5 separate regions of the Homo sapiens genome follow, and all the other regions are linked to region 5. Evidence: chromatin contacts called from ENCODE Hi-C or POLR2A ChIA-PET data. All regions are on one chromosome and are shown on one strand. Each heading gives the region's core, a stretch centred on a gene start or an enhancer-like site at or near the end of the contact. The rest is flanking DNA. Distances are from core to core; before and after follow the strand shown. Region 1 has its middle 50 kb from the start of NEDD4. Region 2 holds the start of TEX9 (testis expressed 9). Region 3 holds the start of NEDD4 (NEDD4 E3 ubiquitin protein ligase). Region 4 overlaps RFX7 (regulatory factor X7). Region 5 holds the start of PIERCE2 (piercer of microtubule wall 2).

The links. A loop is a pair of places that touch in the nucleus more often than their neighbours do. ChIA-PET counts read pairs that join two places held with the same protein, here RNA polymerase II (POLR2A). Pooled maps may share reads with other maps.
Region 1: a map of naive thymus-derived CD4-positive, alpha-beta T cell shows a loop between it and region 5 (20-fold over the local background). The contact joins the enhancer-like site here to the promoter of PIERCE2 in region 5. A Hi-C loop is called at or near these places in 1 of 168 maps with a recorded cell type or tissue (naive thymus-derived CD4-positive, alpha-beta T cell) and 7 of 50 pooled maps. POLR2A ChIA-PET finds 5 or more read pairs at or near these places in 1 of 52 experiments (T-cell).
Region 2: a map with no recorded cell type shows a loop between it and region 5 (11-fold over the local background). The contact joins the promoter of TEX9 here to the promoter of PIERCE2 in region 5. A Hi-C loop is called at or near these places in 5 of 37 single-sample maps with no recorded cell type and 7 of 50 pooled maps. POLR2A ChIA-PET finds 5 or more read pairs at or near these places in 2 of 52 experiments (A549 and OCI-LY7).
Region 3: a map of dorsolateral prefrontal cortex shows a loop between it and region 5 (5-fold over the local background). The contact joins the promoter of NEDD4 here to the promoter of PIERCE2 in region 5. A Hi-C loop is called at or near these places in 1 of 168 maps with a recorded cell type or tissue (dorsolateral prefrontal cortex) and 14 of 50 pooled maps. POLR2A ChIA-PET finds 5 or more read pairs at or near these places in 1 of 52 experiments (activated CD4-positive, alpha-beta T cell).
Region 4: a loop to region 5 is called in a map with no recorded cell type, with 3 times the contacts of the local background. The contact joins the enhancer-like site here to the promoter of PIERCE2 in region 5. A Hi-C loop is called at or near these places in 2 of 37 single-sample maps with no recorded cell type and 3 of 50 pooled maps. POLR2A ChIA-PET finds 5 or more read pairs at or near these places in 2 of 52 experiments (PC-9 and activated CD4-positive, alpha-beta T cell).

Annotation. Positions count from the first base shown.
Region 1 is chr15:56,041,989-56,044,688 of GRCh38, forward strand. No RefSeq gene overlaps it. Among named protein-coding and RNA genes, the nearest start is that of NEDD4, 50 kb to the left of the region's middle. Within about 2 kb of position 1,448, at least 5 of the 41 ENCODE cell types and tissues checked have a DNase peak (open chromatin) inside an H3K27ac peak, as active enhancers do.
Region 2 is chr15:56,364,137-56,366,836 of GRCh38, forward strand. TEX9 (testis expressed 9) reads left to right here and starts at 1,290. Exons shown (of 12, transcript NM_001395496.1): 1 at 1,290-1,341; 2 at 1,443-1,534. The coding sequence starts at 1,315. RefSeq lists enhancers at 754-933, 944-993, 1,534-1,583.
Region 3 is chr15:55,992,179-55,994,878 of GRCh38, forward strand. NEDD4 (NEDD4 E3 ubiquitin protein ligase) reads right to left here and starts at 1,434. Exons shown (of 29, transcript NM_006154.4): 1 at 1,333-1,434. The coding sequence starts at 1,377. RefSeq lists an enhancer at 682-1,464 and silencers at 967-1,316, 1,557-1,656, 2,443-2,640.
Region 4 is chr15:56,206,451-56,209,150 of GRCh38, forward strand. The region is part of intron 2 of RFX7 (regulatory factor X7); the gene reads right to left. Among named protein-coding and RNA genes, the nearest start is that of RFX7, 36 kb to the right of the region's middle. Within about 2 kb of position 1,306, at least 3 of the 41 ENCODE cell types and tissues checked have a DNase peak (open chromatin) inside an H3K27ac peak, as active enhancers do.
Region 5 is chr15:55,407,245-55,409,973 of GRCh38, forward strand. PIERCE2 (piercer of microtubule wall 2) reads left to right here and starts at 1,251. Exons shown (of 2, transcript NM_001198784.2): 1 at 1,251-1,542. The coding sequence starts at 1,525. CCPG1 (cell cycle progression 1) reads right to left here and starts at 1,115. Exons shown (of 9, transcript NM_001204450.2): 1 at 977-1,115. The region is part of intron 8 of DNAAF4-CCPG1 (DNAAF4-CCPG1 readthrough (NMD candidate)); the gene reads right to left. RefSeq lists enhancers at 335-614, 975-1,244, 1,295-1,494.

The DNA of each region.
Region 1 (2,700 bases), core at 198-2,697, 630 kb after region 5:
AACTTACTGCCTGGATGCAAGGTGCCCAGAACAGGCATTTCTAACTCCTTCTGGCCAGGGATGAAATGTGAGACCTTTTGTTACTTTTGAGACACAGAGTTCAACTCTTGCTCTCACATGTTCCTGCAATTGTAGAATATTTTAAAGATTAAAGTCATGGTTCTTTAACATCACCTGTAGTTCAGGGGCCCAGACCTGTCCTGTTAAATCCCCTGACACAAGGCAAGTGCTGCTTCAAGATTCCTTTCTTATCTGTCAAGGTAAACAAAACAAAACAAAACCAGACTTGTCACGCCAAGCTCATGGAGGATAGACAGAACTCTATAGACAAATTAAAAGTCTATTTATAATCACAGATATGCAATGAACCCAACACAATTGATGCTTTATTGCTTATTTGAAGATAAATTCCTATTTCTCCCACCTCTCCCTCTACCCAGTACATTTTAAATGTAATCAGTAGACTTAACAATTTAAGAGTACCCATAAATGAGGATACTAATAGGAATTAGCTGATTCGTCCCACAGAATCCTGAAAATGCTCATGAATTGGAAGTGCCAAGTATCTCAGAAGGTAGGGTTGTGTGTGTCAATGTGTGTGTGTGTGTGTGTGTCTCTGTGTTTGTGTGTATGTGTGTTAAATGCACCTGATAGCAATAATTTACGCATACCCTGAGAATGACCCTGTATAGCAGGTGCACCTGAATGCGGTTCAGAGTTCCAAGCTAAGGAATGTGGGAGAGGACAACGCAGAGATTCATTCCTTATCTATAAGGAACATCTAGGCCCCATCCTGTCCTGTGGAATGTGAGCTGTACAGAGGATTGAGGCCATTTGTTTTGGTTTAAATGCAAGTTTCCAGGTGGAGCTTATTAGGAGGCAGGGGCTAAGTGAAAATGCTGTAAAACCTGCATGCTTTTTGCAAGTGGTTGTGATTCTTCTGCTCAGCCTACTGCCCCTGGGTCGTGGGGTTCTCCTGTTCCGCCCACCACCACTGGGCTCTCCCCTGTGTTTAGCCCCCAGTACAACCCCATGTCTTGTTTGCTGGCTCTGGGTCTCTTCTTTGGCCTCTTGAACCTGGTGTCATCCCCATTGGAGTCTATAAAGGTTTGGTGCCACAGTGTGTAAAAAGCAAAGTCGAGGGACTGTTTGAAAGCCTGTATAAGCAACAGTTAGATTCCCAGGTTACTATCCACACTGTAAGGAGTCAGGTCCTACGTCTTCCCAGTACTAGTAGTGGAGGAGATACTTTGAAACTGAACTAGGAATAGAGAAGAGTGAAGATGAGATGACCCATTTGAAACAGAGTCAGTGATCTGCATTTGAAATTGTAAAGCCTTTTTCAAGTTCCCCTACTGAATTTCAGAATAACAATAACCAATCATACAACCACAAGCAGGATGTGGGGAGATGAACCACCTCAGAAAAAATACAGCGTCTCTCTAGAGACATTTGACGCAAGAAAATAGGGTCTGGAGGTAGGGAACCTAAGGCCAATTCCCACTGACTTCCTAGAACTGTATCAAAAGGAAAACCCCGACTTTCCACATCTAAGTAACAAAGAGACCACAGGCTACTCCCTTTGCAAACCACCCCCTCTTTCCTGCATGGCAGATGGAAAATTTAAAATACTTCTGATTGGTTGCTTTCCACAATCAGACTGATTGGTAGCCAAGTCTTCATTTGCATAGAAGTATAACTTTGTAACTTCACTTTAGCCTGTGATTGGTTGTTTTCCACAACCAATCAGATGTTTGCATAGAGTGTAACCGTTTAACTTCACTTCAGCCTTTGATTGATTGCTTTCTGCAACCAATCAGACTGATGTGGGCCACTACTTCATTTGCATGAGGTATACACCAAGTGGCCAATGGAAAACCTCTAGTGAATATTTAAACCCAGAAAATTATGTAACTAGGCTCTTCAGCTCCTGTGCTTGGGACGCTCCATCTCTGTGGAGTGTACTTTCGTTTTCAGTAAATCTCTGGTTTTGCTGCTTCATTCTTTTCTTGCTTTGTTTGTGCATTGTGTCCAATTCTTTGTGGAAGATGCCAAGAACCTGGACACCCTCGACCAGTAACGCATTGACCTTTGGGGCTACATGAAGAAAAAGCCAGCTGGCCACCTGATTTCCCTGGAGTGTACTATTCATTCACACTTCTTGATTTAGATGTAAATATATATACAGTCATAGCAATGAAAAACACTGAAAATGAATTTACCAAAATTTATGAAAAAACTGCATTGGAAGGATGGATTGGGGAAGCTAAGGGAGTGTAACTCCTCCTCTACCATGATAATAGATAACTTGGATAATTTCTAAAATTGGTGAATAAATAGCAAAGTTGCATATTTAGAAATATGAGGGTAAATGCTAGAACATGACAAAATTGAAAATAGTTACCTCTAAGGAGCAGAACAAGAAGATGAAGAAAGCAGAGGAATACTGTGTTTTATTACATACTTTTGATGGTTATATGAGTTTTTAAAACATTATGGACGAGTTATTACTTTGAAAGTGACGTGATAGTAGTACGTTAGATTATTGACTTTTCAATTAATACTTTAGAGGTTGCATACTTTAAACATGTCATAAATAACTCTGTTCCCTTCCAAAAGGAACCATATTGTTTTCTTTCAGGATGCTTCCTGAAAGTTAACTCTTTCAGGGAAAACAGAGATTTCCAGGGAGGAAATTCC
Region 2 (2,700 bases), core at 40-2,539, 960 kb after region 5:
TCTATTTTTTTTTCCTTTTTTTTGTTTTTTTCTTGAGATGGAATTTCGCTCTTGTTGACCAGGTTGGAGCGCAATGGTGCAATCTCAGCTCACCGCAACCTCTGCCTCCCAGGTTCAAGCGATTCTCCTGCTTCAGCCTCCCCAGTAGCTGGGATTACAGGCATGAGCCACCACACCCGGCTAATTTTTTTTTTTTAGGAGTGGCGGGGTTTCTCCATATTGGTCAGGCTGGTCTTGAACTCCCAACCTCAGGTGATCCACCCGCCTTGGCCTCCCAAAGTGCTTGGATTACAGGCATGAGCCTCTGTGCCCAGCCTCTTTTTTCTTTTCTTTTTTTTTTTTTTTGCTACTGCTTTTGGTGTCATATCTAAGAATCCATCAAGGATTCTCAGAATTGTAATTCAAGGTCATAAAGATTTACACCAACAGTTTCTTTGAAGAGCTTTAGAGTTTTAGCTCCTAAGTTTAGGTCTTTGATACATTTTAATTTTTGTATATGGTGTGAAGTTAAGGGTCTAATTGCATTTGGATATCCAGTTGTCTCCCCATCTGTTGAAGACAATTATTTTCCCATTGAATGGTCTTGCACCCTTTCTAAAGATCAGATGACCATACATCATATCACGGTTTATTTTTGGATGTCAATTTTATTCCAAAACAATTGAAATTGTTAACCGCTTACGTGTTTCAGGCATGATCCTAAGCACGAATTCATTTGCTTCTCATAATAACTGTGAAGTGGGCACTATTCTCACTTCCATTTGACAAATGAAGTGGCCGATATACAGAGTGATTTGCCCAAGGCCATATAACTGGTAAGTGGCAGTGCCAGGATAATAATTTAGGTTGACTAACTTGAGAGCCTGAGTCTTAGCCATGCATGCTGTAAACAAAAATTAGAAATCAAAACTTCTGAATTCCACTGAAGAGCTCACTTTAAGCAAACGGGGTGAAGGTCGGATTAGCCACTAACGGTTTGAAAAGCACAACAGGGAGGGATTGCCTCACCAGCTTGCTTTCTATAGAGTAGCGGCAAAGGACCTGCCTGTTTTGGCTGAAACTCTTTCAACCCCCACAAGTTGAGAATTTGCACTAACTAAGTCGAATTTGCAGTTAGGAAGCCTTCCTGGGTTCCTGGGACAGCGCCGAGTGCTGCGAGCAAAGGCCGAGCCCGCTGCCAGAGGCTCGCGCCGCTCGCAGCACAGAACCTGAGAGTGGGAAGGCGTAGGCGCCCGGGCGGGAGGCAACCGGGATGTGGAAACTCTCGCGGGAAGATGCGTCGTTGCCTCGGTAACCGCGTCGCAGTCGCCGAAGATGGCGGGGCGAAGTCTGTGTCTCACGGTCAGTTCAACTCCAGGCTCCTGGGGAGCGTCTGGGTTCCGGCGACTAGGACGCCTAACTTCCTTTAACTTCGGGTCTGAAAGTCTGTGGCTCTTTTACAGAGAAGCAGCGTTCCAGGGACTCCGTTCCCGCCACCCGTTCAGCAACCCTCTACACCTGGACCCGACCTCCTCGCCTTGGAGGAAGAATATAAGTAAGAAATTCGGCGGTTGAACTTTTCCTTCTTTCTTTCATCTGAATGAGGCTGCTTACAAGTACTTTTTTCTGGAGACTGGCTGGATCTTCGGGACCACTCACTCTGCAGCATTCCCTTCTCGTCATCTCGTTCACCTGCCGTTTATCCTTTCTTTGTCTTTGATCTGAGTAGTTCGCCTGCGTATTAGAAGATATTTGAAGTGGGCGAAAATTTAGCCCAAGTAAGCATGTTGTTTAATTTAAAACGTAGCCCAAGTAAACAGCAAGATACTGTTGGAAGTTATTTGGGTAGCAGGAATTGCCACGAATAGTTAGTTCACTTGATAGTTTAGGTTATTTCGCTTAATATCAAGTTCATAGAGTTTACCTTGTGTAAATTTCCTTTAGGTTGGTTTCTAAATTGAAAGGATGCTTCCCACTGCAATCAGAATTACCATTCTCGTTCAAATATTCCTTTTCTTATCTGTTCTCAGTGTAATTACAACTATCCTGACAACGGTGCTTTCATTCTTGGCCCATTCTACTCCTCATCCCCAAGTTTTCACACAGCAGCCAGTGTAATCTTTTAATTTGATCTACCATGCCTTTGCTTAAAATTCTACAGTAGTTTCCTGTTGCATTTCAAAAGCTCTGATCGATGTGGCTCCTCCTGCCTCCTCTATTTGATCTTATTCCCTCTTCCCCTTTTCCCCCTAAAACTCTCCAGCTTCACTGGCCTTTTAGTTCCAAAAACTCTTCCAGGTTTTCTTTCTATCTCAGGAAAGAGACAGTCACACACGCCTTCAACCTGTAATGTGAGTGGCCTTCCTTGACCATGCTAAGTAGGCTCCCTTGTTGGTCTTTTTCATTGTCTCAGTGATTTTTCTTTCTAATTAGCATAATTTGTTACAATAAATTCATTTGTGAATTTCCTTTTTGTCTGTCTCCACTGGACTGTAAGTTCCAAGGGCAGAGGCGATGTCTGTTTTATTTGCCATCATACATACCCTTATAAAAAAGTGCCTTTTAACAACTCCCTTCCGTTTTAATATAAAATAACTAGATTAAAATTTGGAAATAGTTGGCAGTTTGTATCAGAGGGTTAAACTAGAGTTATCGTATGATCTACATATGATCTATAAGCATATTTGAAATTAAAACTGAAAGGTACTGTGTTTAGGTGAA
Region 3 (2,700 bases), core at 184-2,683, 590 kb after region 5:
GCCATTAGCTAGAATGATATCTTTAGCTGTAACACATTGACTATTGTTTCTGAGGGACTATGAGCCGCCACCATTTGTCCATCATCACTTTATTTCTCTTCTGGCAGCAATAGCTAGGAAATTAAATTCTAATCGCATCACGTAAGCATTCTCAAAATATCCTGAAATAACTGCATTAACAAATTGCCCACCCTTTATAAACAAAGAACTCTCAAGAGAAGTGTAAAATGTTTGACGACACCAAGGTACTAAGAGAAGGAACTATACAACTTAAATATTACAATACTTAAGCAAGCAGTATAAATTAGGTTGATGGATTTTCAGTTAACTGGGTCTCATCTTGATAAAAGGTACATGTGGCAGCTTAGTCAGCCAACAAGAAAGCAAAAAACTTGATTTTTTTCACTCGGAACCAGTCACTGTTAGACTACATGCAGCCTTTTCATCTCCCACCCATTTGCATTTTTGAGACAATCTCCAAGAACACACAGAAGCCACATATCATTTACGACGGAACAACCTTTCCAAATGGTCGTACAATATTTTTAATAAGCATAGGCATAATCAGCATTAGTTATTTAGCTGAAAAGAAACAGCTTTGCCTTCTTCAAATCCCAGAGCTTAATCTAGTTTTCAAAGGGAACAGATGTGGTAACTTCTTTATAAAGTATTTATACTTTTTTGGCTTCACTTTTTAACATCAACGACGACCGGTGAAATAAAGCATGAACTTCTCACACTAGACACTTGTTGCTAAAGAGGAGGAGGAAAATTTATGTTCCTGCTCTCCCATCCCTGTCTCTAGTTAGGGGATTAAAAAGGATTTCAGATAAAGAAGAAAAAAACAAACCAGCGAATGACAATTCACTTGGAACTCTCCAGACCGAAGTCCGTAAAGTTAAGTCGGCCCGGCCTCCGCCAGAGCAAGCAAATCAACAGCGGGGATGCTGCGACCGTCTCCCAACGCCTGGGAGCTCCGCACACCCGGCGGGGGTGGCAGGAAGGGGCTGGCGCGGTGATGTGGGTCCCCCGCCGACCGCCTAGCCCCCTCCTCAACACTTCCTGAAGGAAACTGACAAGTAAGGCGGCGGCCGCTCCGGGAAGGGGCGGGTGTGGACCCGACAAGCTTGCTCCCTCCAGCGAGCCCCCAGCGCCCGCGCGCCGAGCCGCCCCCACAGTCCCCGCGGCGCCTCGCGCGCTCCCCAGGCTCGCGCCGAGGGAGGAGGGGCTGACAGCAGAGCCTCCGGTCGTGGCCGCCGCCGCTACCTCCCCGGGTCCGGCTGCTGAATAACCCGAAGGGAAGCCCGCCCCGCAGCCCCGCGGTCCCCGCACCTCGTCCTCCAGGAGCCCGAACACCTCCACCGCGCAAGTTGCCATTTCCGAACGCTTCCAGCAAACCGGACGCGCTCGCCCCCGCCCAGGGCAGGCAACTGTGGAGGAGGAGGAGGAGAAGCGGGAGGAGGCGGGGAAGAGTTGGAGGAAGAGGAGGAGGCGCTCCCTCAGCGACAGCAGCGCCTCCCGCGGCGAGCGGGCACTAGCGGCACCCGGCAGCGCGGCGGGAAAAGGCCGGCGGCGCGCGCTCCTGGGGCTGGGCGGGGGCGCGCGTGGCGGGGCTCGGGGAGTGGGGAGGGCGTGCGGCGGGGCTCGGGTGGGATGAGCGCGCGCGGCGGGGACCATGGCGTGGGGAGCGCGCGTGGCGGGGCGCGCCCTCGGTCCCTTCCCGGGAGGTGGGTGGTTGACGGGCCCGCCGGGGAGCCAGGGAGCGCCGGGAAGCGCCGGGAAGCCAAGCTGCAGTGTTCCTCAGCAACAAGTCTCGCTGAGATCCGACCCAGAGTTCGGCCTCTGACTAGACGCCTGGGAATCCGTGAGCTTAATCCCCGCTTAAATCCCAAACGGAAAATCATAGCGCTTTCTTGTCGGTTAAGGGTGTCATTCCCATAAGAAGCTGGACCTGGGGACCGCCAGGGAAAGCCTGAGCGTGGCAGCAAATGGGGAGGCCTGGAGGGATCGCAGCAGTCTTGGACTCGGGATCTGAAATTCTCTCCCTAGGATTTGTAAACAGTGCCAGTTCCTAAGCTATTTGTTGTCCTATGGTCTGTCCATCTTTAAATCCCACCAGTAACAATCCAATCTCCAGGCTGACCCTCTAAACCTGCTTTAGCTGGGCGTTGATCCGCAGCACCACCAGAAGGCAGTGACGAAGAGGGAAAAATAAAGTGAACTAGGACCTCCTGTAGAATAACTCCTCCTGTGGAATAACTCCTCCTGTGGAATAAGGTTATGGAATAATCATGCTTTTTAATATTCCTGTCTGATGGGCTTTATAATTCCATAATTACAGGAAGACCTCCACCAAATAAGGCATCCATAAAAGAGTCTGGGGAGAATTATGAACACCCAGGCCACAATTTATATCATGTTGTTTTTATACATTTGCAGAAATTTGCAGAATTCTGCAATCTCAAAATCTAATTTTTATTTTCCTCAATGATTTCAGAATAACTCTGATTTATTTTTAACAGTTTAAGATGCTACGTGGGAACAAGGCTATAGCCCATATTACTGGTTTGTTACGTAAGATTTTTCTCGTACTTGGCCGGGCGCGGTGGCTCACGCCTGTAATCCCAGCACTTTGGGAAACCTAAGGCGGTGAATCACCTTAGGTCAGGAGTTCGAGCCCAACCTGGCCAACATAGTAAA
Region 4 (2,700 bases), core at 56-2,555, 800 kb after region 5:
TCAAAAAACTAAAAATAGAGATTCCATATTATCCAGCAATCCCACTGCTAGCTATATAGCCCAAAGAAAGGAATCAGTATGTCAAAGAGATATCTGCACTCCCATGTTTACTGCAGCACTATTAACAATGGTCAAGATATGGAATCAACCTAAGTGTCCATCAACAGATGAATGGATAATGTGGTACATATACACAATGGAGTATTATTCAGCCATAAAAAAGAACAACATCCTGTCATTGCAGTAATATAGATGGAACTAGAGGTCATTATTTTAAGTGAAATAAGCCATGTACAGAAAAAAAAAACAGTACATGTTCTCACTTACTTGTGGAAGGTAAAAATTAAAACAACTGAATTCATGGGGAGAAAGTGAGAGAGAGAGAAGAAGGATGGCTACCAGAGGCTTGAAGGTTGGGGTTGGGGGTGGGGTGTGGGGAAGTGGGGATGGTTAATAGTTACAAAAAAAAAATAGAATAAGACCTAGCATTTGCTAGCACAACAGGGTGATTACAGTAAAAAATAACTGAACATTTAAAAATCACTAAAGTATGACTGGGCTGTATGTAACACAAAGGATAAATGCATGAGATGATGGATACCCCATTTACTCTGATGTGATTATTACACTTTGCATTCCTGTATCAAAATATCTCATGTTACCCATAAATACATACATGTACTATTAAAATAACTATGTCAAATTAAAAATTAAAAAAGACCCCAAACTAGACAAACACTGTAAGATTTCACTTTCATGAGGTACCTAGAGTAGTGAAATTCTGAGATAGAAAGTAGAACTGTGGGTATCAGAGACTAGAAGGAGGAGGAAATGGGGGGGTATTGTTTAATGGGTACAGAGTTTCAATTCTGCAAGATGAAAAGAGTTCTGTGGATGGCTAGTGTTGATGGCTACAATCAATGTGACTGTACTTAATGCTACTGAACTGTTCTCTTAAAAATGACTAAAGTGGTAAATTTTATCTTAGTTGCATTTTACTATAATTAAAACAAATTTTTAAAAAATTAACATCAAGCTAAGCCTCATACCTTACAGAAAAATTAACTCAAAATGGATCACAGACTTAAATGTAAAACATAGAAATACAAAACATTTGAGAAAAAAAGCAATAAACTCTTTCAGATCTAGGGCAAAGCAAAGTTCTTAGACTTGGCACCAAACATATTATCCATAGAAAGAAAAACTGATAAATTGGACTTGTGCTCTACAAAAGACTGTTAAGCAGATTAATTTTTTAAAAAGAGCTAGGACTTCTGGTTTCTGGTCCAGCATGTAAGAAGCTGTAAGTCAACACTAAGCCCTACAAGATAAAAAGCCGAAAAAAACTGAAAAATCAACAACTCTTCTTAGGATTTGTCAGAGTGGTAAGATCAGGGGTCAAATCACAAACCCCCCAAATGGGAAAGACCAATAGGAAAATGCAGAGAATTGTAGCTTGCTGGAGCAGAAACCCACAAGCCACAAACCTGCATGAGAATCTGTACCAAAGGAGGTAAACAAACTATAACTGATGAATTACAAGAGGCTCAGAATGAACAAGTCTGAGATAAACTCCAGGGAAATCCAGTAATCAAGCATCTCCACACTTTTACCTCCAAGAGCTTGACCAGGTTTTCCCAGTGAATATTTAAGAAAAACCTCCTCTGAATATTGGAGATAACTTTCATGCCTTAGACAAGGGAAGGAGAAAAGGAATCATTGTGAAATATGCCAAAGCATTCTGTTCCTAATAACGCTACCCTCAGGAGAAATTAAATCAACCAGAGCCTATCCTGCTGGAGCTTCATCAGAGCATAACTGACCTGGGCAAAAGGCAAAACCCAACTCCAGACCAGTCTAGCCATCCTGTTCCAAGTAAGGGGGCACTGGAGAGACTGAGAAGCACTTGTGAAGTTTACAGGGCAGAGGTACAGGCTTTCCAAAAGACTGAGACCTCAAGATAACATTATAGAATGCTCCCCCACATACCTTACTACCACATTACTAAAGGCCTATTTACAGCAGATCCTTTTATTCAGTAACTCGCACCTGGTTATTAAGAAAAAGTTATAAGGCAGTAAAAGGCAAAATCCAGTTTCAAGAGCACAGCAAACAGCAAAAACATAGTCCAATGTGGCAGGGATGTTGCAATTATCAGACCAGGAATTTAAAATGATTATGATTAAGATGCTAAGGGTTCTAATGGATAAAGTACACAGACTGCAAGAACAGATGGGCAATATAAATAAATAGAAATTATAAGAACTAAAAAGAAATGTCAAGAGATTAGAAACACTACCAGAAATGTTTGATGGACTTAATGGTAGGCTGGACACAGCTGAGGTTAGAATCTCAGCTTGAGGTTTAACTTGGTAGAAACCACCAAATTTGAAAAGCAAGGAGAAAAAAGACTGAAAAAACAAAAGAAAACAAAACCCAGAACAGAGTATCCAAGAACTGTGGGATAACTACAAAGGGTGTAACATATGTGTAATGGAAATTCCAGAAGGATAGGAAAAAGAGTAATACATGAAATTTCTGAAACAATAATGACAAAAGAATTTCCCCAAACTAATGTCAGACACCAAACCACAGATCTAGGAAGCTCAGAGAACGTCAACCAACATCAATGTCAAAAGCAAAACAAAACAAACAAAAAAACTATACTTAGGCATATAATTCTCAAAACTACAGAAAATC
Region 5 (2,729 bases), core at 1-2,500:
TGAATTAAAATAATACCCTCACCATCTCCATCTTCTGCTATATGACCTGAACTCAGAAAATAAAAGTAAACCATTCACACTGGATGTGTGTGATAAATATCCCCTGAGACGTGTGGGACCCAATATGATTCTAATCTTAAAAGATACGATGCAGTAATAGCGATATTTCAAGCACTATCCTGTAGATTGGAGGAGACAAATCTAAAATTCATAGTACTATATAGTTAGCTATTCTAACTACAAGAATGCCCAACTGTGTTTTTCAATAAAAGTAGAGCAGAACAGTGCAAACTTCACCACTCAATAAAATACCTTACTTGGCGCTCCCAATAGTGCTAAACATAAACAACGCGTACAAGGCACTGCATGGGACAGCTGCTAATGAGGACAAATCGATTAGGGAGACCAAAGCTAAAGGAGGCCACTGGAACTGGAGAAGGATATGGAGAGGTATTTGATCATCATCAGGCTGGCGTGCTAGCGGAAGTCTCCGGGCATTATTTAATATTTAATCTTTCTATTCCTGACATCACGGGGGCTCAAATGTCATCAAAAGACAGGCTGGCATTAAACCCGGCAGGGTGACGCACATAACATCTTACCATATGGATTTTCATCAGTCCAGACCGACAAGCACCTCAAAGCCTGCCCAGTGAAGGAAGAAGGGTGGCCCAGGCCGTCAGCTCTCCCACCCTTGGCGCGCAGTTCGGTATAGCACTCGGGGTTTGGAGGCTGCAAGACCACCGGACCGGACGCCCCAGGGTCGGCTCGGGCCTCCGGAGCTGTGCACTCGCGCACGGCCCGAGGAGGTCGCCCGTGCGGCCGCTGACACCAGGCGTCAAGTCCCCGCCCGAGCAGCCCCAGCCTAGGAGGCGGACCCCGCCACTGCTCCTCTACTGAGCCGAGCGTGTCGGCCAGGGACTCAGACAGTCGGCACAAACCCCCTCCCGGGGTCTAAGCCCGCCTAGTACAGTACCTGAAGGGGCAGCGCCACCTCCGCCCGATTGTGCTGGCTGCCCCAGTGGCGGCGGTCACAGCTCGGGCGCCAATGACGCCTCTTATAAAAACAACCTGCTCGCAGGCGTCTGCAGCCGGCAGGCGGTGACCGGCTGGGCGCCGCAGTGCATGCCGTGACGCGTAGTCCCGCCTGCGCCTCCTGCCCGGCAGCGGTGAAGAGAAGAACTACCACTCCCGAAGTGGAGCGCAGGCCGCCGCCGGGCGGCTGCGGGAAGCTGGGCCAGGCGGCCGCAGATCCCCACAACATCCGGGAGCCGGCGACCACTTCCAGTTGCTATGGTTACGAGTTGCAACCTCCAGAAAGAATTCGTGGTTTCACCCGGGAAAACAGCTCCCCGGATTAAACGGATAGGTTTACACATACTGATCCACCCAGCTATTCATCTTCTGTTTGCTGCTTTAATTGGGTGCGGTTAAAAGGCCACGTCCCTAGGCGTTCACCGGCTTTCTTGCCATCTGCTGCATGAAAACTGACTTTGCCGAAAAAATTAACAAAGAAGAGCGAAAATGACAGACCGCAACCGGGTGAGTTTAGGCAGAGGGCTAGATGTTTGGGAATGTTGGTATTCGCTAGTATAATTTGAGGCACCACCTACTCCTACCACCCCCAACCCCACAACCCCGAAAAGCACTTTACAAGGCAACTACTGAGCTTTTACATTTACACTTGTAAATGCACGTTTCCTTAAGTCCGAATAGCCTCTGAAGGTGTAAAGACCATCGAGATTGTATGCATTCATACCCTACTGTTGCAAACTGTTCAGTGATGGTTTTGAACAAGAAAAACGTACTTTGTTAATTGTATACTTATTTAAATTGCACTGTGTCAAAGAAGGGAGTTGTTTTGAAAAAGGATTTGGTGGCCGGGCGCCGGGGCTCAACGCCTGTAATCCCAGCAATTTGGGAGGCCGAAGCGGGTGGATCACCTGAGGTCAGGAGTTCGAGACCAGCCTGACCTACATGGTGAAACTCCGTCTCTACTAAATACAAAAAATTAGCCAGGAGAGGTGGCGCGGGCCTGTAATCCCAGCTACTTGGGAGGCTGAGACAGCAGAATTGCTTGAACCTGGGAGGCAGAGGTTGCAGTGAGCCGAGATTGCGCCACTGAACTGCAGCCTGGGCAACAAGAGCAAAACTCCGTCTCAAAAAAAAAAAATCTTACATTTATATTCACTCTTTACAGAAGCAATAAAAAGTTTAGGTTTCATTCTCTGTCCCCTAATTGTGGTAAAAGTAAATAAATAAATGGAAAAATTAATAATAAACGTAAACATTAGCAAGGAAGACGGTGGACCTGAGCAGAGACAAAAGAGTGCCTCAAAATTAGACCTTTTTTATTTTTTATTTTTGCTTTTCTATTAACTATATTCAACATCAACAGTGACATCAAAAAATCTTAATTTTATAATTACAGCTTCTGCGATGGGCATTATTAATCAATGGCTTGTTTTCATTTATCTTTTTAAATGTATATGTATCTATACCAAAGGACTTCGAAAGGTCAAAGTGGTCTGGCTTTCTCTAACTGAAAATTAAATTACTAAGAAAGCTAATACCAGCTACTGGTAGATTTTTATACCTTTCAAGCCACTTTCACAGGCCAATTTTAAGATGTAATTTCTTCTGAAAAATCATTTACAATTTTAATTAACCTTTTTATCATTTAATAAAAGTTGATGACATGTGGCAGATAATTTGAACTCATCCTTTTA